Regions from separate parts of the Homo sapiens genome. Here region 2 is linked to region 1. The links are chromatin loops, found by intact Hi-C in ENCODE. Cell type or tissue: heart right ventricle. All regions are shown on one strand. Links, peaks and the distances in the headings refer to the core of each region. The heading gives the core; the rest is flanking DNA. Region 1 holds the start of MIR6504 (microRNA 6504). Region 2 overlaps CMIP (c-Maf inducing protein).

The links. Hi-C counts contacts between places; a loop is a spot of excess contacts. Peaks named below come from ENCODE experiments on the same cell type or tissue, not always from the same donor. Only the 100,000 strongest peaks of a DNase experiment are listed, where the experiment ranks them.
Region 2: it touches region 1 in a loop (2.1-fold over the local background); 8 of 110 quality-filtered maps call a loop at or near these places.

Annotation. Positions count from the first base shown.
Region 1 is chr16:81,607,351-81,619,072 of GRCh38, reverse strand. It overlaps CMIP (c-Maf inducing protein), which reads right to left. Exons shown (of 21, transcript NM_198390.3): 2 at 11,381-11,506. MIR6504 (microRNA 6504) reads right to left here and starts at 7,725; the gene lies at 7,665-7,725. RefSeq lists enhancers at 1-570, 2,003-2,072, 1,497-2,339, 2,293-2,442, 2,340-3,183 and 1 more. In heart right ventricle, for the core only: a CTCF peak has its summit at 6,463; DNase peaks (open chromatin) are centred at 6,116 and 6,492; H3K27ac peaks cover 3,776 bases.
Region 2 is chr16:81,547,059-81,558,780 of GRCh38, reverse strand. The region is part of intron 1 of CMIP (c-Maf inducing protein); the gene reads right to left. Among named protein-coding and RNA genes, the nearest start is that of MIR7854, 19 kb to the right of the region's middle. RefSeq lists an enhancer at 5,402-6,008. In heart right ventricle, for the core only: no CTCF peak of the experiment used is centred there; DNase peaks (open chromatin) are centred at 4,758 and 6,559; H3K27ac peaks cover 4,298 bases.

The DNA of each region.
Region 1 (11,722 bases), core at 3,471-8,470:
CAAGTTGCTTGACGACCCAAGCCTGTGCCCCCTGCCCAGAGTTGCGGAGGCCAAGGAGGAGAAACAGCCCCCTGGAGAGACTGTTGCTGAGCTCCCTCCCATCAGCACTGCCCAAGCTCTACTGGTCTTGTGACAATTCCTATTCATTAGGATGACAAAATACACCCTGCTCGGGGAGAGCTGTGCGAAGATCCCAAACAATGAGCTAATCCATGAAAAGTGCTTCCTCAGCACGGTGCCTGGCACGTGCAAACACTCCACAAACAGGGGCCAGCAGCGTCAGCAGCCACGGCCAGGTCTGTGCTGATAAATGCTTAACATCAGGCTCTCTGGAACAACAAGCCCTGATCCCGGCGTGTGCGGATTTCTGTGTTGTGAACAATCCCATTTTGGCTGATTCCACACCTTCAAGGGGATGCCCCTGGGCCAGAGCTGGGGAGAGACGGGCACGATCAGCTCTGGTGGGCAGGTGCAAGCTGGGATGAGCTGGCTCCAGGGCATGCCTGGTCCACATCCATTCCTGTGCTTCCTCACACACCAAGGGGGCCAGAGAGAGAAGGAGGTGGTAAGGAAAATAAAGCCCCCTAAACATGTTCCATCCTAAATCCCTTGTGATTAAGTTATCCTGCGTGGCAACGGGACTCTGGATGTGACCAAGTTCAAGGTCTTGAGATGGGGATGATCTAGGTAGCCCAATGAAATCACAAGGGTACTCACAAGAGGGAGGCAGGAGGGCAGAGTCAGACTAAAGCAGAGGTCAGAGTGATGTGGCCATGAGCCAAGGAATGCGGACAGCCTTTAGAAGCTGGAAACGAATTCTCCCCGAGAGCCTCCAGAAGGAACATAGTCCTGACACCTTCGTTTTAGCCCCATGGGACCTGTGTTGGACTTCGGACCTCCAGAACCATAAGAGACTAAATCTGTGTTCTTTTAACCACAAAGTTAGGGGCAAGCAGTCACAGCAGCAATAGGAAATAAAAGCAGGAGGTACAACCAGGTTGGTATAACGCGGATGTGAGTTGTTCCACTGGCTCTGAGGGTCCACAGTGGACCCAGGCAGTGCCTGTAAGCTGCCACCGGCTGGACGGAACGGCCAAGCAAAGACAAAAAGAAGGTGGAGGAGGACAACCACATCCCTCCCTCTTCTGTGTCCACTGGCCCCGCCAAAGTGCCCTGTATATATGTGTGACCCTAAGAGGGAAGGGGCCACGCATGCTCTACCTACCACTGTATCCTGTGGCCTGGAGCACCAGGAGACCAACAGGTGTTTTCTGAATGAATGAACAAAGGAATGAATGGACTAGGAGTTCCTTGAGGGCAGGGTCTTATTTCTGATTCCACAGCTAGGTGAGCAGTGCCTGGCTGGGCCAGAGCTGGTTACACTGGAACGAATGAACACAGAAACAAAGGAAGAAAGAGGAAAGTGACCCAGGTGTCACAGGTGGTAGAGAATGACCAGAGGAGACTCCCTTCCCCAGCCTCTGTAGCGAAACCCAACACAGACCGTCCTCCACGATGGCTAGCCCAGCCCTTCCCATCTGGGGTCTCCCTGGCTCATGAGTCTTAGGGGGCCTTCCAGCCCTCCTCAACAGTGTGTGAGCCAGTCCTCTGGCTTGGCCAGGCAGAGGTTCTTGCCCAGGACTCTGGATCTTGGGCAAGTGCTATGGAGATGGGGCAGGGAGAATTCACCTGGGAGGAGCTGGGTCCTGCCCTGCACCTTCCTGCACTGGTGGTGATGGGACTACCACCTGCATGCCCCGACCCCAGCTCCAGGCCATTCTCCAGGCTGCCACCGTTCTTCTAGTACATTCCTTTCCTGCTTGGGATGGCCAGATCCCATTTCGGCTGCCGGCACATGAGAGCCCTGAGGGACCTGCAGGGCCTACTGGCTCTTGGCCCCTTCTTCCTTTTCAAAGTGGACATTCTGATGTGTTTGCCCCGTAGGCATTTTTACAGAAGGAACCAGCATTTCCACAACTGTGGCTTCTCCTGGTCACACCGTTGGTGCTCCTGGCGTCTCCTCTGCCCCGAGCTCACATCCAGATGGTTCTGGCCCTGCCAGACTGGGTCCGGCCCACTGCTGAGTTGTTGGCAGGGATGGCTGACAGATCTCTCCTCCTGGGCCCCAGCTGCCTGGCCTGGCCACGCCCCCTGTGACTTCCTGCTGAGCTGCAGGAGCCTCCAGTCTTAGCTGGGTCCTCGTAGCCTGCCTCTCACAGCAGCACTTGATGTCTAAAGGCCTGGGACGGATTTCTTCAGAGCCACTGACCACAGACACTGCTACACATCAGTCTCTTCTCAGCCCCATCCTTCCAGGCAGAGCCATCTGGGTTTCCAAGCCTTTCCTCCCATAGGAGGGTGTGACCCCCTTCCCCAGCCACACTTGGCTTTCTGGCCACTTCTGTTCCACTCTGGGATCCTCTCAACTCTTGGAGGTCGGTGTGGCAGTCCAGGAAGAAGGCAGGTTTCGGTTCAAGAAGGCAGGTTTAGTTTGCAGATCCCAGCTAAACAGGTATGACACAGGCTGGCGAACTAAGTGCGATGACGCATGTCACTACCAACCACAGACCACGGGTGCTTACTCGGTACCAGGCACCACGAGAAATGCTCACACACACCTCCTCTCCTCCTCAACGCACCCATCTTACAGATGAGGAAGCTGAGGCTCGGAGCAGGCAGTGGGGTGCCTCTGCACACTCCGGCGCCTGCCCCTGCCCTCCCCACACCTCGGCCAGGACCCCATCCCTCCTCCGCTCTCCTGAAGCTTCTGGCGGCCACTTCTTCAAGCCCTCGGCCCACACCCTGAGGCTGGCTGGGTATTTATGTCCCACCCACAGGATTGGGAGAGGAGGCAGGATCCACGTAGGATTAACTGCGACTGCTCCAGTGAGCCTGGTGTTAAAAAAAAAAAAAAAAAAATACAGCTGAATGAATTAATGACATGTAAGGCAAGGCACAGAGATGCCGGGCTGAGGACAGTCTCGATGCGGAACTCTCCTGCGCCTCCTTCCAGGGAGGCAGAGACAGCCAAGATCTCCCACCCACCGCGCCCGGCTCCTTCTGCCCCAGTGCGACGAGAAGGAAAGCTGGCCGTGGTCCCCTCCCCACCCCCGTTTAGGCTGGCTGCACTTTGGAAGAAGGCAGAGGCTTCAGCCATGTTTGTCCACGGTAACAATGAGCATCTTTCCATCAGAAGCCAAAGGGAGTTTAAAGATCACCTGATTCAGGGGGGTTTATGGACCCCTTTGAGAACCTAAAACAAGCTATGGACTCACACCCATGTAATGTCAACATTTATGCACACACACAAAGACACATACACCACACACACACCATACACACACACACCAGTTACACATGCACACACACGACACACAAGGACACATACACCACACACACAGACACATACACACCACACACATACACACACCATACAGTTACACATACACACACACCACACAAAGACACATACACCACACACACAGACACACACACTATACACACACGCACCATACAGTTACACATGCACACATACCACACACAAAAACACATACACCTGCACACAGACACACACACCACACACACACACCACACACACAAATACACATACACCACACACACACCATACAGTTACAAATGTACACACACCACGCACACACACACACACCATACACCACACACACACCATACACACACCATACAGTTACACATGCACACATACCACACACACAAAGACACATACACCACACACACCATACACACACACCAGTTACACATGCACACACACCACACAGCCACATACCACGTAGACACATACACCACACACACAGACACACATACACCATACACACATACACACCATAGTTACACATGCACACACACCACACATACACGTACCACATACACCACACACACATGCACACACATCACACAGACATACATACACACACACCACAGACACATACCATACACACCTCATACACACAAAGACATACCACACAGACACACACCTCACACAGACACACAGATACACATGCACGTACACCATATACACACAGAGACATCACATATAGACACATACACCACACACACACGTCACATATCACACAACACACCACACACATGCACACACCACACACAGAGATACACACTATGCACACCACATATAGACACAGGACACACACACATGCACATACCACACACACATGCACACACAGAGATACATGTGCATACACACCGTATACACATATACATACCACATATAAACACACATATCAGGCACACACATGCACACATACCACACACACCACAGACATAGACACATACACACTCACAGAGACACACATGTGTACGCACACACATGCAGACATACCATACACACACACACACACATAAACCATACAGACATACATACACACACACCACAGTCCCACACGCAGGACTGTGCAGGTAGTTTTGGAATCTACCATGGACCACGGCTTAAGGACCCAGGTCTAACCCAACCTTTCCTCCACTGCCACATTTCCACTGGGGAAACCAATGCATATACCACACACACACCCAGACTTGCTGGGGTCATCATTTGTGTCATTTCCAGGTCTCTTCCCTCCGGGCTCCTGGCAAGCACACAGGCCAATGCAACGAGCTGATGTCATGCTGAAGTGACCCGTGGCCCGCGCGTGGGAGCCCCTGAGAACCCGTGCACCGCTTGGCACACTCCCTTCCCCCACTGGCCCATGGTGGACACACAGCACAAGTTAGAAACAATGCCGTGCCGCTTCCAGCCACCTAGAATGCGTGGTCGCTGGTGACTGTGGCAGCACCTGGCCTGCCCTGCTCTCAGACTGGCTTCCATGCAGCGTGTACTCCCCCACCAGGAACATTCTGCTGTCACCCCCTTCTCTCCGCTGCCCGCTGGACTCCTACTTACACTTCAGGTCCCTCCTGAAATGCCACTTCTCCAGAATGACTGTCTTGATGGTGCCTTCCCCTCCCCATCCCCAACCAAACCAGGCCAGAATGCCTCGCCTAACGCATCACACTGTCCTGGAATCGCCTGTCTAGTTGTCCTTCTTCTGCAGGCTATGGGCTCTGGGAGGTCAGGAACCACGTCTGACTTAGGCACCACTGTGTCCATGAAACCCGGAGAAATGTTTGTTAAGTGAAAGATTGGTTGAAGTGTTGAATGAATGAATGAATTGGATAGATGGAGACATGGATGGATGGAAAAACAGATAAGACAGATGGACAGTCTGATGGATAAATGGATGGGTGGGCGGATAGATGGATGGATGAATGGGGCATTCATATACCCATTCTGCTCAGCGAAGAAAGTCCACACACAACAGACCTTCAAAAGAACTCTTCAGCTCTGATTCCCTCTCTTCCCCAAACTGTATTTGACTAAGACTCTAAAAATGATCATGGCAGTGTTTTCTTGAACACCTACTAAGTACCAGGCACAGTGCTAAGTATTTTACATGTAATATCTACGAGCCTCACAATATGCAAGGAGACAAGTATTAGAGTGCGTTTCACAGATAAATTAAATGAGCCCCAGAGAGGTTCTTCCTGCTGTTTAGGGTTCCACAGCTAGAATGTGGTAAAACCTAGGGTTCCATGGCTAGTTAGAGTCTAAGGATCCAGAGCTAGTGCCCAGGGAAGTTGGGCAGGAACTCAGGTCTGTCTGACCCCACAGTCTTCCCTCCCTGCAATCCAGCCCTGGAACATGAAGCAATGCATCTGAGCTCCTCTGGATTCCCAGGACTTGGGTTGGGACATCCGTGAGCATTATTTCTCCATGGTAGCTGCCCTACTGATGAAGCAGGAGGAGGAAGGATGTGGCACGCAGGAGACCTCACCTTGAAACTAAGGGAAGCGCCAGAACTTGCCTCTAGGAGAGCAGGTGGAGGCTGATGGAGCCAAAAAGGTTGGGACAAGGCCGGACTGTAAACTGCTCGTTCCTTTGGCTTGTCTACTTTTGAAGGAGGACATACGCTGCTAGGCAATGTCTTGAGTCCCAGCACAGGCATCTCTAAGGGGCTTCCAAGCAAAGGGAAAGCTGACCAGGCTGCGTTCCAGCTGGGGGAAGGGTCACGCTTCTGTGCAGAGTCCCCATACTGTCCTGCTGGTGGCTGAGCCAAGAGAACTCAGCCCAGTGGGAACATAAGGCATGGCTGGAACCCCGAGGGTCACTCTGAGGAGAATCCATTCAGACCTGGGAAAGGTCCCCCAGCCCAACCCTGAGGGTCACTCAGAGGAGAATCCATTCAGACATGGGAGAGGTCCCCAGCCAGACCCCAAGTCCCCCGGAAGCCTGCGGGCAGCTGGTTCCAGGCTTCCGACTTCTGGTGTTAAATCTTTGGAATGCTGAAAGGGCCTGGTTCCAGGCAAACGCTGCCCAATTTCCTCTCCCAAACTTGCCAAGTTCTTTCTCATTGTTGCATTGTCTTGAGAGGTGAGAAAAACAGCCCAGGGTGCGCTGTGAGCGACCTTTTCCAAGCTCCCCTTCCCCGGCCCAGTTTCTTAGGGAAAAGGAGCTTCCTTTCTTACTGGAAGCTAGAGAGTGAGACCTTTCTGGTGCTTTCCAGACCGGAAAAGTCCTGCTTGCTACCTTCCAGTAAGAAAGGAACCCACCCCGTCCCTGCCCTGCTGCCAATGTTTGGGGTAAACAGTTGCCCCGCCTCCTGCAGGACTTTCCAGAACATTGGTGAGAAGAGCCGAGTCCCGGAACCCATCCCCGAAAGAAGCAGACACTCTTGGGAGGAGGGTCTCCCTGCTCTTATCTTGCCTGAAGCCTTGTTTGTGGAGCAGCGGCTCTGTCTAATTTTTGCTGATGGGCAGCCACTCAATTTTTAGGCAGAATCCCCCAGAAGATGATCTGCGCCGCGCTGCTCTTTAATGCCTGCTACCCCATCCCAGGGGCCAGTGACAGCACCTTCAGGACGTTTTCATGACACTGTCTATGTACTTACATGCTTGGCCTCCCCACAATGAAATGCTAGCAGAAAGGGCATCAATGGAGGAAATGGGATAAACAGGCCCTTTCTGCAACGAGGGATTCTAATAACATGGCAGTGAGGGAGCTCACGCTGAAAACACAAAGCATCCAAAACACACCAACTGGACCCACGCTGGAAGGCTGGGCGCCTCTGTCTGCCAACTCAACCTGCTGGTAGATTGCTCTGTCTCTGAGCTGGGGATGAGGGGCATGGGCCTGAATGTCCTCTCTGCCTTCCTTGAAGGATCAGGTCAGCTCCCCGAGGTCTGCAAGAGGCATTGATTCAAATTCTAACAAAGTAAGAGTTTTACAAAGAGCTCCTTAGAAGACAGAGAGAGCGGAGGAGGAGGAAGAGAAGAGGGGAGAGACACACAGAGAGGACTGGGGGACAGGCTCAGAGGTGGTGAGAGGCCTGGAGGAAGGACCTGCAAGAGAAGCCCAGAGTGAGCCACAGCAAGGACTAAAGAGAGAGAAAGAGGAGAGGCAGGAGGGGACAGAAGGGGAAGGAGGGGAGAGAGATGGAGAAAAGGCATGAGAGAGAGGAAAACAGACACACATGGATGCAAAGAACCTGAAAGAGACAGAGATGGAGAGAGATCAGGCAGGCTGGGGTAGGGAAGGGGCACTAGCCCTCTTTGGGCCCCGCCATTCCCCTTGTCTGTAGAGAGAATGGCTGTGCTGTAATGCAGCAGGGTGCAGACTGCATTACAGCACAGCCAGACTGCAAGATCGAAGAGCCCCCTGTGATCTGACGTGATTCGCCCCAGGAGGGGCTCAGGTGCCTGCAGTATGAGGTCAAAATGAAAAGGCCTCGAGGTCAGCACTGCTCCACAGAACTTCGTGTGTCAATGGAAATGTTCTTTATGTGCGCTGTCCAACACAGCAGCCTTTGGCCATGTGTGGCCCCTGGCCACTGGAGGTGTAGCTAACGGGACTGAGGAACTGTGTTATTAATTTGATGAGTAAATTAAATCCATCTGTGGGCTGCCATGCGTGGCTGCTGGTGGCTGTGCCGGGCGGCACCATTTAAGGCACTTTCACTCATCTGCTGACTAGGAGCACTAAGGTAATGCCGTTCAGATGGGCACCTGGCTGTTTCTTGGTCCCCTCTCCCACCCTGGAGCAGGGAAGATCTGTCCCCAGGGCCAAAGGGGTTGTTCTCTGTGACACCACGGCTCTGGGATCTAATACAGTATGTTGTATGTGAATCAAGACAAAGTACAGCCTCTCAAAGCAGAGGGTCCTGCCACCCGTCACAAAAGGCACGTGAATACAACCAGGACTGAAGAAAGCCCTGAGTACCACACCAGGGGCCAAGTGCACCCCGCCCCAGCCTCCCTAGAACCACACAGACTCGCTAGCCCTGTTTATAGAATGAGCCAGCTACATACCACCCATGCATCACGGTGGGCAGAGTGTGGGGGTGAGGATGAGAGGGAAGCAAGGGAGAAGCCGATCCAGGTCTACCTCCCCTGACGGAAATGGCAGCCAGGGAGAGAACCACAGCCGCCAGGGGCAGGGGCTGCACCCACCTGGGTTCCCCTTGGGGGAAGGGTTGGGAGGCCGTGTCTGCTGCTCCCTCATTAGCTCGGAGTCCGGCTCTGGATCTGAGGAGTTGCAAGCCGCCTCCTCCTCCTCCTTTTCCTCTGCTTCCTCCTCTCCTGCTCCTGCCTCTGACTGCGCTGTCCACGGGATCAGGGGGCAGTGAGCAAGTGGGATGCTGGAGCAGCTAGAGGCTCCCCGCCCGCTCGGCTCCTCAGCACCACGGCGGCAGCTCTGTCCTGAAGCCCTGCCAGACACGGCGGCCAGGCGAGTCATCACAGCTGGGCCCGCGGCCACAGCCGGGTTAAAGGGACATTCCAGGCACTGCTTCTCTGCTTTTCAGCCTCACTGCCCCTCCATCCCTGTGGCGAGTGATGCTCTGGCCTCCTTTGGAGGCCAGGGCTGCCCCTCCAGCCCCAGAAGGAATGAGGCCCCTTTGCTGGTGGAGCAGGAAAGTGGAGGCTCAGGGCCTCCTCTCCTCCAACTGGAATGTTTCAAGGGGCTCCCTCCTGCCTCTCTGTCATGCACAGATCTAGGCCCCTCTGCCCTGCCACCACACTGATTCCTCTAGTGTCCCTCTACCCCTTCAGAGCTTTCAGTGGCTGCCTATTGCCTTTGGAAGAGGGTCTGAGGCTTCTTCACTTGGCTGGCAAGGCCTGGGTGATCTGGCCATCGCCCAACAGATCTAGACATATCCACAGCCCCAAACTCCATCTCTCCATCTCCTCCAGCTGCAGCAAGTACCCAGGTCCCCCATATTCAGGCTTTGCACACACATCCCCTCTGCCCGGGGAGTGTGCCCCCACCCCACCATTCTGGCACACTTCTACTCATCCCTCTACACCCAGTTCAAATGCCCCCTGTCTGGGGAGCCTGCTTTGGCCCCCCAGGCCAAATAAGTTCCTCCTTCTCTGGGCTCCCAGTCCTCCACGGTTGCCTCTAATTTAGCCATTATTTCCGTAATCATTTGTTTATGGCTCTGTCTCCCCAGGGGCTGAGGGGCTCTTCACGCATGGGGCCTCCCCGAGCACAGGGGAGAGGCTGCCTCAAAGCTCTGTGACTACAGCAAAGTCATTGGGGTAGGACAATCTCTGGCTACCCTACCTCTCCGTTGGCCACTGAACCCTGTGATTGCCCGCCCCATCTCCCCCGCCGAGGGGGGCTGGCACTGACCACCCCCTTCATGGACTCTGTGCTGCAGCCATCGGATGGGCAAGAAGGAGCGAGTGAAGAGGCAGAGGAGCTGGCAGAAGTGTCTGGCAGGAGGGTGACACTGACCTCTATCATAAAGATGAGAGGAGAGAAAGAAAGAAGAGGAAGGCTTTGCTGGCTGTGGTGGGGAGGGGGGGAGGGACAGTGTGGGGGTGTGGGGACAGGGTTAAAAGAAAAGCGTAGAGGGCAGAGTGTGAGAGATTCACTAAGAAGAAAGCAGACTGGGGCAGGCGTGGTTTCCAGAGTCCTCTGAGAGATGACAGTAAGAAACAGGACATTTCTAACAATGCTAAGTTGTTACGCTCCGCTACTGAGCTCAGCATTCCTTGGAGCCCAGACTGGGTGACTCTCAGCCCAATGCTGTTACACAATCCAGTGGCTGCTAGATCTAAAATAGGTTTTTAGAAAGCATCTCTTTGGGCTAAGAGAAGGTTTCCCTGGAAAAACAAGTTAGGAATAAAATGATCCCAAAAGAAAAAGCAAGGCAGGTCTTCTTCCCACTGATAAGAGAGTAAATTTTCTCTAGATGAGGGGTTTCAGACTCGGGGTTCCTTCTGAAAATTGGCTGGCTCCCCTGACATGATGTAACATGTCTTATGTATGTGTGACCGTGGTCGTGGTTTTTGTCAGTCACTTCTCCATTCTTGGTGGACGCACCTCACCGCCTCTGTGTGGTCCTGGTGGGGCTACCAATCCGAGACCTGGGCCTTGCCTGAGGTCAAGGGTGGGCGGGTAATCCGGGGGAGTGAATTCCTGGGGGCTGAATGGGAACACGGCAGAGCCAATCAGGATCTTCCATGAGATTTTGTAAAAGGTACTGGAAAGAAAAAGGGCGCTCACTCTTAAGGATTACAGCCTCTAAGGATGTGGCTTTGGGCTGCAGGTGGGTCATCTTTCCTACCACATGGTGAGATTCTGCCAATGAAGCCAGCACACAGAAGCACAGCCAGGAGATGGAGAGAGAGATGCCCAATATTAATGATGTCATCTGACCCCCGGATCCAGCAATGCCTGAAGTCCCCTCTAAGGCTTCCCAGTTACTTTAATAGTTAATTTAATAGTTAACAGCATTAAACTCTCTTTTTGTCTCACTAGTTGGAATAATGTTTGTGCCATTTCCAACCAAACGTCCTGACCAGTACATACAGAATGCACTTTTTTTCCCAAAAAGATAGCTTATACTTCTATCAGCCTCAAAAGACTTAGATCAACAAGATATCAGAAACTCCCTCACTCAAAGTAATGCAAAAAGTCAGTATCTATTGCTCATCTGCTTTTCACGGCCTTCTTGGGCCTAACAACTCACCTGTGTGCCTCAGTTTCCTCATCTGTAAAATGGGGATCATAAAACTTATTTATCAGGTTTATTAAGGGAAACTAAATGAGCAACCTGAAAAGTTCCTAGACTGCAGCAGGTGTGCAGGAGACGCTCAGGCCATGCACAGTCCTTTTCGTTTTCTCCAGTCAGACCTGGTTTACAGCTTTCTTATACTTGGGGAATAAAATCACCCAAAGTTAAACAACCTTTCCTCTTGATAGCTGCTGGCTCCCTCCAAGGGAAACGAGGGGCACAAGTGCATGAAGATGAGGGAGAAGAAACTGCTTGTTCATGTTTATTTCTCCTACCTGCAGTAAGACAGTTCCCCCAGGAATCGTGAGCTGTAAACAGTACTTCGGGGCATTCTCCCAGGACAGCAGCTGAACGTCTTCAATTGCGCTGTAGGAGACTGAGTTTTCCATGTACCCAGTTGGCTGCAGCAAAAAAAGAAAAAGAAGAGATATGCATTGGTTACAGTAGCAGGCATGACGTCCGCATCTCAGACGGTTTTGGAAACATCGCCCCTCTGGCGACAGGCAAATGGAGCTGGTGCAGGAGCTCAGCACCTCTGGTGACCAAAGCAAGCCTCCCTGTTTCTGGCTGGCCATATCCAGCTGCAAGGGGGTTCACTGTAAAACTCCACCCACACG
Region 2 (11,722 bases), core at 4,141-9,140, 61 kb after region 1:
GGGACTGAAATGAGACAATCCAAGAAAAGCTTCCTGGGGTGCCAAGCAGCAAATACTCACAGCTGCCGCAGCTGTGTTCATTCCAAGATGTGCTCAGGACAACTTTCCCAGCAGCCTGCCTGGCTGGCCTGCCTCCTCCCCACGCCTCCTGTCTTTCCTTCTGCCCCTTGCTCACTCCAAGCCAGGCTGTCTCCACCTGGGCACTGTTGACATTTGGGGCTAGGTCATCTCTGCGGTGTCCTGTGTGTGGCAGGGCACTGAGCAGTATCCCTGGTCTCTACATGCTGTTAGTGGAAATGTAAAATGTGGCAGCCACTATGGAAAATAATCTGGCAGGTCCCCAAAAACTTAACCGGAGAAGAGCTGTATCATCCAGACGTTCCATTTCCAGGTACAGACCCAAAAGAATGGGAAGCTTGGTCTGTGTGTGATACCTGTAAACCTACGTTCACTGCAGCACTATCTGTAACGGCCGAGAGGCGGAAGCAGCCTCGTGTCTGCTGATGGAGGGATGGAGAAGCACGGCCTGCATTCACCGCAGCACTATCTCTAACGGCCGAGAGGTGGAAGCAACCTCGTGTCCTCTGATGGACGGACGGATGGAGAAGCATGGTGCAGCATACACAGACAATGGAATATTGCCATAAAAGAGAAAGAAATTCTGACACATGCTACAATATGAAAGAATCTTAAGAACATGACGCCTAGTGAAATAAGCCAACCACAAAGGATAAATATTGCGTGACTGCATTTACAAGAAGTACTTAGAGCAGTCAAATTCGTAGAGACAGAGCATAGAATGGTAGGTGTCAGGGGCTCGGGGAGGGGAATGGGGAGTTAGTGTTTAACAGGGACAGAGTCTCTGTCTGATAAGATGAAAAGAGTTCTGAAGATGGAGGGTAGTGATGGTTGCACAATGGGAATGTACTTAATGCCACCGAACTGTATGTTAAAAACACCTCCGATTTGGTGAATTTGATGTTATGTGTATTTCACCACAATTGTCTTGTTTTTTGAGACAGGTTCTTGATCTGTCAACCAGGCTGGAGTGGAGTAGCAACATCATAGCTCATTGTAGCCTTGAACTAGGCGATCCTCCCACCTTGGCCTCCTGAGTAGCGGGGACCACAGATGTGCACCACCATGCCTGGCTAATTAAAAACATTTTTTCTGTAGAAACGAGGTCTCACTGTGCTGCCTAGTCCTCCCATTTTTATTTATTTTTATTTTATTTTTGGATTTGTTAGCATGATTTAATCAATTATTCCACATTATAAACATATATTAAATTATCACATTATACTCCATAAATATGTAATACATACAACTATTGTTTGTCAATTAGAAAAAAAGAACGAAGAGGCTGCCAACAAGATGGTAAGTACACAGTAATAAGTGAATTCAACCAACATGAGTGAATTCAACCAACATCAGTAAATTCAACCAACATCAGTAAATTCAACCAACATCAGTAAATTCAACCAACACGAGTGAATTCAACCAACATGCATTTGGCATTGACATGGCCTTGGCCTTCATGGAGCTTCATGATCTCGTGGGGGAGGTGGCTTCTCATTTTTAAATTAAACTTTTCATTTGAAAGTACTTTTGGATTTACCGAAAAGCTGAAAAGACAGTAGAGAGGATTCTGGTAGCCCTCTCACCCAGCTTCCCTTGGTGTTGACACCTTTCAGACCATGGAACATTTTCGTCACAAGCAAGAAACCATCATTGGTCTCTGATGCTGAACTAACCCGGACACTTTGCGTGAACTTCACCAGTTTTTCCCAAGTGTCCTTTTCCCGTCCCTGGATCCCATCCAGGGCACCACATGACATTGAGTCATCGCGCCTCCTTGGCCTCCCTGGTCTGGGACAGTTTACGCTTTCCTCAGCCTTGAGGACCTGCACAGTTTTCAGGAGCGCCATTCAGGCACCGTACAGAATGTCCCTTAAACTGGGTGTCTCCTATGTGACACCTGCTTTTGTGTGTGTACACGTGATGTACAATTGTGTGTATAAGTGATGTCCAATTTAGCCATTTTAACCATTTAAGTGTACGGTTCAGTGGCATTTGGTCCATCCACACTGCTGTGCAACCATCGCCACTGTCGGCCTCCAGAGCTTTCTCATCTTCCCAAACTCAAACTCTGTCCCCATCGAACACCAACTCCCGGCTCCCCTTCCTTCTACCTGTGGTTACCAGGATTCCACCTTCTGTCTCTGGAGACACTGCCTCATGCCCATTAGGAGGGCCACTGATAAAACAACGGAAAATAGTAATCGTTGGCACATTGTGGAGAAATCACAACCTTCACGCATTGTTGGCGCGAATATAAAAGGGTGCAGCCAAGTTACTATGTGATCCATCAATTTTACTCCTAGCTATATATGCAGAAGAATTAAAAATAGGGACTTTTAAAAGGGACACCAGCGCACCCGTGTTCAGAGAAGCATTACTCTAAGTAGCCAAAAGGTGGAAGCAACCTAGTGCCCGCCGCCACCTCCTTCTGCAGCAGAAGGCATTCCCCCATAATAACCAGTCCAACATCTGCCTTCCACCCCACCCGGGCTAGAACAGGTTCCGTAACAGCAAAATGAGATGACGTGCAGCCAGGTAAGTGGACTGTTCTACTCCTGAGATCTCTGGCCTCAGTTCCCAGGACTCAGAAACTCTGAGAGAACAAATAGCTCACCGCTGGGTCTGCATTTTCCAGGGAAAAAATGGCTTCAGACAGAGAAGACGGTGATTCTGTTTGGCCAGGACTGGACTCAAATTCTAAGAAAAGTAACAGTCACAATGGAGCTCCTATTAATTGCACACTTCCTGTATACCAAGGTTTACCCCTAGCTCTCATGCTCACAGCTCTCCCAGGGGTGGGTATTATTATGGATCCATTTTAGAGATGAGGACACTGAGGTTCAGGGAGAAAAATCACTTGGCAGGAATCAGTCTCCCCCAACCAGGGCAGACCAGACACACTCCAATGGCAATAACCAGCCCGGAGGGGTTTCATCTATGCTGGAGATCTCCCCAGGCTTAGGTGGGGACGTTTCTCCTTCCTGATTTAGCTTTGGGGAGCACAGTATACCCTGGTGGGGACCCATGAAGATGGTGACTTCACAGACTTGGTCACATCACTGCCAGGCCGCCTAGGGAAATGGGGTCATCTCAGATCTCTCCGGGCCCCAAATGCCCAAATGGCAAGGCCCTCTTGGACAGGGAGCGGACAGTGTATGTGCTGAGCTGGGAATGAGGCCTTAGACCCTTTTGTTGTGCACACTGAGTCTGTGTGCATCCTGTAGGGTGTGTTACCTGGGCAGGTGTGCTTTCACTGTCCCCATTCCCTGCTGAGAGCATGAATTCTTCTGTCTGTTTTGCCCATGGGTCCGGATTCCTCTCTGGCTTTCTGCTGTGCCTGATGTCACTTGGGGACTCCCACAGTCTAGGGGGGGTTCTTGATTTCCCCAGAGCTATGGTGACCCACTCAGGGGAAAAGCAACTGGAGGTATCTATCTCAGCACCACACCATCACGTTTCCCCTCCCTGGATGAGGCCTGCTGCTTATTATAACAATGACAACATCGGAAATGCTGCTTGTGGATTTCTGCAAGAGAGGAGATGACAGGCTTTCTTTGCCCTCCTGCTCTTTGTTGGATTCTGCAGACCCGAGATGAGGCCTTGCGTGTGTGGGAAAGTTCCCTGTGGCTGGGAAGACTGATGGCACAGAGGAGGCACCAAGGTGACAGCTGGTGCCCCTCCCACTGTAGGGGTGTGTCGAGGCAGACTTACCAGGGACCAAGGAAAAACCCCCCCTTCTGGGGGGCATCCCTAGGAGCTTCCAGCCCAATGACACCTGCGGCCAGGGCTTCAATTTGCTGAAGATTAAAGTGAAAACAAATATATTTTAAAGTTGCCATCATCTCTTCAGGGCCTGTTAGTTCCTAGCAGACACGATGCTAAGCACTCTATGCTTTCGTTGGGTCCCACAGAGTCTTACCAGATATAACGATTATCTCCATTCTACAGACAAAGAACTGAGGCCCAGAGAAGAATAAAGTTGCCTGCCCAGGGTCACACAGCCAGAGAAGTGGCTGCAGGAAAAAAGGCACCTGCTGACAGCGGTGAATGAAGAAAATGAGAAAGTGAAAGGACAGCTCTGAGCCAGAAAGTAGAAATCTGGAGGTAAACATGAATTCGATTATACACCCATATTTGCCAGTCTGGGATTCTGCAAACTTCTCAAGCACCTGGTAGTGGCCTCCTGGAGGTGTGTTGTGAACGGTTCTGCAGCTGCCTCTGGGCTCAACAGGAAAGAGTGGTGATTGATTATTGATGTCTGCCAGGGCACACAGTTCTGAGAAGTAGCAGAACGGATGCTACAGGAATCTCCTGCCCAACTCTCTGAAGCAGGATATTTCTCTGAATCTTTCTGCTCCTTAGCTTCTCCTTGCATTAAATGAGCTCAGATAGAGAATAACAGGTTAAAGTGCCTTTTGAAGAGGAGAGCATTTTCTCTGAATGCTAATTGCACATCTGGCATTTGTTAATTCAGAGATAAAACTCAGTTCTCATGGAAAGGTAGACTCCCCTCAACATACATTTATCAGGCACTGATTGTATTATTGGGTATCCGCCCTCAATGAGTTTGGCAAGGAAGACAATTAACTTAATGATTATTTAATAATTATTGTTGTTCTAAATGCCTTAAATGGAAAGTACAGAGGGCCAAGTCCCGCCCACCACAGGGCAGCCTCGCCTTCCTGTTGAGTATTTGATTCTGATGTGGAAAATTACTTTTCTGTTCACAGCCCACTGGAAACGCTTGCATGGTGGCTCCAGTGCCTAGGAGGGTGTTAGACCACCAAAGAATGTGGACACGTAATATAAAAGGGCCAGGGGGGCCACGTGTCTGCACACAAAGCTGAAGGTGGTCCCTCCACCAGCAATTTGTCTATCTTTGCTAATTAGAAGCTCATGCCTCCTTCTTTGCTTTTTCCTGCCCCACAGAGGAATCTTGGCCATGCTGCCTATAGCTTTTGGCAAGGGGCGAGGGCACGGGAAAGAGAAAACACAAATGGCATCTGGCAGGGCCAAGAGAGGTGCGTGTGAAGCTGGCGGAGCACGCCCAGCCTTCCTCTCCAGGCTGTGTTTAGAGGTCTCTCTCTCTCCCCTTGGCCTGAGCACCCTCCCCACTGCCGGGTGAAAGGAGCCACAGGGCGTCACAGTTGCCTCCCCTGTTCGAAGCTGGCGCCGGGACAGGCAGTGGGCTCTGTTTGGAATATATGCTCTTCATCAGACGACTCTGAAACAATCACCCTTTCTGGCCCGAGAGGAGGAAGGCACCTCTGAGGCCAGCGCTTCCCCCAGTGCAAACAGCGACCCAGCCTGCCCAGTCCTGCTTTCAACTTTGTTGCTTTTGCAAATACGGTCCTGGGTCCTATTTCCCACATCCCTGCAGCCAGGTCCCGCCTGCCTCCTGGGGGCATGGCCTGCTCCAGTGCCCAGGCCAGGACGCAGGAAGCCAGCCCCTTCATCTTCCAGAAAAGCAGTGGGCGGGAATGGGGATGAGCAATCTGCGAAACGGAGCAGGCCACAGTCAGGGTGGAAGAAAACGAGGGAAGACTGAGAAACAGTGGGACTGAAACAAGCAGAGACTCAGGCCCTGGGTGCTGGGACCCACGTGGCTAAGCAACTGGTCTTCACAACATTTATCCCCACCTCACCTCCCTAACTCCTCCTCAATCCCCAGACAGCAGCTGACAAGTCACGTCTTTAGAGGAGACTTTCCTGTCCCCCAGGGAGGGGACTCCCAAACCCCCTGCACTGGAAGTCTCTGCTGAAGGTCAGTCTTCCCCTTGGAAAGGACTGGCAGCTCCATGAGGACAGGGCCCTCATTCCTCTTGTGCACTCTGTCCCCAGCCACAGCAATGAAGGAACAAAGCCAGAGAAAGAGAGAGGGAGGGAGGAAGGCAGGTAGCCTGGCTTCTCCCACTAAGGATGGCCCCTGGTGGTAGGCACAAGAGCAGCTCCAAAGATGTCTATGTCTTCGCCCTGATCCCCAGAACCTGGGAATGTGCCATCTGACATGGCAGAAGAGACGTTGCAGATGTGGTTCCATTAAGGACCTTGAGATGGGAGATTCTCCCAGATTGTCGAGTTGGTCCCAATGAAAGAGGAAGGCAAAGGGTCAGAGAGAGGCTGGGAGATGGTACACAGGTGGCTCTGAAGATGGAGGAAGGGGCCAAGAAGCCAAGGAATGCAGGTGGCCTCTAGAAGCTGAAAAAGGCATGGGAAGAGATTCTGTCCCCTAGAACCTCTGGAGAAAACATCCTAACATAGCCCACCTAACATAGCCCAGGGGGATCTGTTTTGGATTTCTGACCTCCAGGACTGTAAGATGATTGATCTGTGTGGTTTTCAGCCACTGGGTTTGAAGGAACATGTCACAGAGGCCACAGGAAAAGAACATCCCCACTACACACAGGATACCCTCGGGAACCACCAGCCAGCCCTTATCAGCCCAAGTGAGCCGACGTCAGAGACAGGCAGACAACTACCAATGAGCACAGAGTTCTGGCTTCCTTCCACTGCCACGTATGGGGAGGATTCCAACTCCCTGCCCCCTTGCAGCCAGGCCACCGCTACACAACTGGGCCTGGACAGTCAGATGTCAGAGGATGTCACACAAGTCCCTCCTAAAGCCAAAGGATGCAGCTGCCAGCGCTGGGCTCCCCAGTCCTCCCTGCCCCTGCCGCCGAGGCTGCAGAGTCACCAGGTGGAAGGACCCCACCAGCCAGGGCCCCCCTGCACACTGCCGGTGGGGAACAGCGTCCATGGTGACTGAGCAAGAACAAAGTTGTTTCAAGTCCCTGGACCGGGGAGTCTTTGTCACAGCAGCAGAGCCTCACCCATCTGAGGATGCATGGGGAACTGTCTATGGGAGCAGGAGCTGTCACCCACATGCATCCAGGGGAACTGTCCACAACAGGGGCCTCAGCCACCTCTGGAAGCAGAGGCCACCTTGGACACAGACCCCTATGATGTCCCCAGGGCCCTGTGACAATTTCCACCTTGGATGGGGGAAGTTTGCCTTAGTCACCAAATGACTGTGAGATGAAATCACTTCTTCCAGACAGTGTGGAGAGAAAACGGAAGACAGAGCAGGTTCCCACAGCTCCCACATACTGCACACGGCCCCAGTGTGTCTTTGAGGCACACACTGCAGCCACCTACAGCCACACACTGACATGGCTGGCCCGACGTGGTCCTCTGTGCTTCCTTCCTCAGGACCCCAAATGTTTTTTCATTTTTCTGCTTCTCAGCCAGGTCCCATGTGCCATGTCTGTGGCTGGGATTCCAGGAAGCCAATGGATATTTTCAGCTTTATTGTCCCATTTGTCACTTGCTAATTAGCTAGAAGTGACTAATCAGAAAACAGTTGGGAGGCAGAGGAAATCCCCCCATTTTCCTGGCTTTTGGTTGCCCATGGTTACTCAGAACCCTCTGGGTGTGTGTGATGGAACTGGGGTGTGTGATGAAACTGGGGTGTGTGTGATGGAACTGGGGTGCGTGTGATGGAACTGGGGTACGTGTGATAGAACTGGGACATATGTGATGGAACTGGGGTGTGTGTGATGGAACTGGGGTGCGTGTGATGGAACTGGGATATATGTGATGGAACTGGGGTGCGTGTGACGGGACTGGGGTGCGTGTGACGGGACTGGGGTGCGTGTGACGGGACTGGGGTGCGTGTGATGAACTGGGGTGCGTGTGACGGGACTGGGGTGCGTGTGACGGGACTGGGGTGCGTGTGACGGGACTGGGGTGTGTGTGACGGAACTGGGATATATGTGACGGAACTGGGGTGCATGTGACGGAACTGGGGTGTGTGTGATGGAACTGGGGTGTGTGTGATGGAACTGGGGTGTGTGTGATGGAACTGGGGAGGGCACAGAATGGGGTTAGGACTTTCTTCATCCTCTCCTGGGTGTAAGGAGAATCTATGTGCTGTAACCAGGCATCACTTCAGAATGACAGTGCTGTGGTCACCAGTGGGCAAAAGCCAAGGTCACCAAAGCCCCTGACTTCAGCCTTCTAGTAGTTTCTAATTGATCAGGTAGATTCCAGAAGCACAAACAGCTCCACTGGGTCCTCCTGGTCTATCCTAGCAATAGCAGCCATGTGACCCCAGGCCACACCTAGAGCACAGAGGGTGGAAGCCACATAGACATTCTTTGACGGGATAAGACCTGTCAACACCATCCTGCCCAGTGCTGCCAAGGTTTCCCAGCCAAGAGTGGGAGGGGGGCATGAGCAGAAAGAAGCAACTAAAGCCCTGCGACCCTCCTGCACCTCCATGGACAGGGCCAGACCTTCCCAAAGCTGGGAGGGCATGCCATCACTGACTGCCACCTAAGGCAGGCCCCAGCCACACACACACCTATGACCCATGACCTTCAATGCCACTCCACACCAGTGCTGTTCCTTATTCTCCCATTTCACGGATGAGAAGACTGAGGCTCAGAGAGCTTGCATGACCAGCCTCAGATCATGCAATGAGTAACTGGCAAAGCTGGGTATTAAATTCAGGTCTCTCTGTATCCACTGTGGAACAGTAAGGAAAGAAGGAGTGCTACCGAGGGCATGGGCAGGGTGCTCAGTGTGTACTGCCTTCGTCCTACAGCCATAGGGGTGGGGTGAAATCACATCACATAGGCACACGCACAATAATTCTGACACACATGTAGATGTGCACACATTTGCCCACGCACACGGGTGAGCGCATTTAAATATGCACATGGGCACTTGGACGGCACAGGCTTGTGTGCACATACACACACACACAAATGCACAAGCATGTACACACAGCACACTGCACACACACATTCAAATACACATGTACAAACATACACACTGGCATATGCACGCGCGCATGCACACACACATTTGCCTGGTTTCTCCACATGGGAAGAGAACGCGCAGTTGCCTTCAGAGGAACCAGCCAGCACCCTGTGCCCTGCTGGGGCACCCAGGCCCTGCTCTGGGCTCGGTCTGCCCAGCTTACCAGGTCTAGCAAAGGCCAGTCCTTGCTGCCTGTGTCCTTTAGGGGCGATTTCATCATGAATGGTACAATTTCCAAAGACAAATAAATAAAGAGGAGGTCTCAGCCCCGCCTCTCAGGACCACTGGCATTTCACTCAGGGCCGCTTCTTCAATATCCTCCGCCCCCCGCCCCCAACACACACAGAGCCCAGCCATGAAAATCCCCTACATGGGACAGTTTCCTGGGGCACGTACAGCACTCCAGGGCTAGCAAGGAAAAGTGGCAGCTATCTGCCCAAGGAGAATTTCCCAACGGCCCTCGGCTGCTGGCTCCTGACCTCATGGGTGACAAAGTCCAATGAAGAAACAGCAGATGTGAAACCAACGGCCCCCCATTTGCAAGCCCGGCATTTTCCAGGGTAAGGTTCTATCGAATGATTTACCAGCTCAACCAGGTTAATCATTGCCTAAGAAATACAAATGGCTCCATCAACCCTCAGGCTGGTCACCCAGGTGCTCCTGCAGGTTGACCGGCTCCCTCCTCATCCTGCAACCTGCACTTAGGGTCTGGTTTGTTGACTGAATAAGCCAGTGACAAATCATCAGAAAAGCCCCTTTCCCTGACTACCTACTACACATCTGGCTTTGGGCCACGCCCTTTCCACCTAAGCCTGCAGTAAAATAGATCCAGGAACTGAGTACAGGCCCATGCAGACAGACCTGGGTTCAAACCTCAGCACCAATGGTCCAGCTGTGGTGCCAAGTCAATCCTCGTGTGTGAAATGGGTTGCTATGAGAATGAAGGAGTCAATGTGTAAAGCAGTGGTTCCCAACGGGGGGCATTTGGCAATGTCCAGACACAGCTTCCTTTTTCCTTTTTGTTTTTTTCAGAGACAGAATCTTGCTCTGTCACCCAGGCTGGAGTGCAGCAGCATGATCGTAGCTCACTGCAGCCTTGAACTCATGGCCTCAAGCAATCCTCCTGCCTCAGCCTCCCACGTAGCTAAGACTACAGGCACACACCACCATGCCTGGCTTTTTTTTTTCTTTTTTTTTTTGTAGAGGCATGGTCTCCCTATGTTGCTGAGGCTGGTCTCCAACTCCTAGCTTCAAGTGATCCTCCCACCTCAGCCTCCCAAGGAACTGGAATTACAGGTGCATGCCACCACACGTGGCCTGGAGACATTTTTGGTTGTCACAACTGGGGTGGAAGGGTGCTGTGGGCATCTAGTGAGTGGAGGCCAGGGATGGTGCCAAATGTCCTACCATGCCCAGGACAGTGCCCGCAATAAAGACTGATCCAGCTGGCTGGTGCCTCACACTGTAATCCCAGCACTTTGGGAGGCAGGTGAGACAAGAGGACCGCTTCAGCTCAGGAGTTCGAGAACAGCCTGAACAACAAAACGAGACCCCATCTCTACAAAAACTTTAAAAATTAGCCAGGAGTGGTGGCCTGTGCCTGTAGTCCTAGCTACTTAGGAGGCTGAGGGAGGAGAATCGCTTGAGCCCAGGAAGTCGAGGCTGCAGTGCGCCATGATTGTACCACTGCACTCTAGCCTGAGGGACAGAGGGAGACCCTGTCTCAAAAAAAAAAAAAAAAAAAAAGTGATCCATCCTTAGATGTCAGTAGAGCTGAGGCTGAAAAATCATGATGTATATACTACAATGCTTGGGTCAAGGTAAGCCCTAGATAAATGCCAGCCGCTGTAATGATCTGGAAATTGTTCCAACAGCTTTACAGCATGACATGATTGCCGGCGTGCTGCAGAGGAGGCTGGGATCAGAGGCTGCGAGTTGCTCGGGTGACAGGAAGAGCAGAGCTGAAGAGGCCTGCCTGGCTCCCTGGGCATTCCTTTGTTGCCACAGCACCTGGCCCTGGGGCACAAGCTGGTCCCAGGCCAAGGGTCCCAGTGTCCAATTTCGGTGTCTGCCAAATTCCCCCTCACTGCCCCACAACTGTGAGCCAGCCTCTCCAATTCTTCTTCATCTTGCACTTCCCCAAAGGGAAGAGGGGCCATTTCCTGAAGTGTTTTCTTGGGTACACTGAACTAACGGACACTCAATCTGGACCCTGCAGGCTTCTGAGGAGATCCCTTCCTTCCTCCTCCTCCTCCTCCTCCTCCCCCGCTTCCCACCCTCCACCTGCAAACCCTCGCTTTTGCCTGAAACGGTAAGTTTGTCTCCAAGGCCCAGCTACCCCTCTGAGCAAGGTGTCCAGCCCTGACCCCGCAAACCAGGCCCTCCTCTGAACTGGTTGTCACTGGCTTTGGGACCCTCTGCTCAGCGTGCCCACAGCAAGAGATGGCCTGCAAAGACCCTCTATCTGACTGGAAGGGCCAGCAGGGAGCCTGGAGCGGGGGTCTTTCTGCAGAGATGGCAGAGCATCTGCAGGAGCTGGTCTGTGTCCCCCTCCAGAGTCACCCTCGCTGCACACACCCCATGCCCTCGGCCACATAAACATGACATGGTCTACGACCCAGCCGCGCTGAACCCCTTCCGTCTCTCTTTCTGGAGGCCAGGCCTTGACATATGTGCTTCCCTCTACCAGATATGCTATCCCTCTCCTCCTCTGCCCCAGATCCTCCTCACTTGACTTAAACACCATTGAAACCTCCCTGCCTCCGGGAGCCCAGGCATGGCTCGGCCATCCCACATCTGTGTGCCCACATCCCAGCCC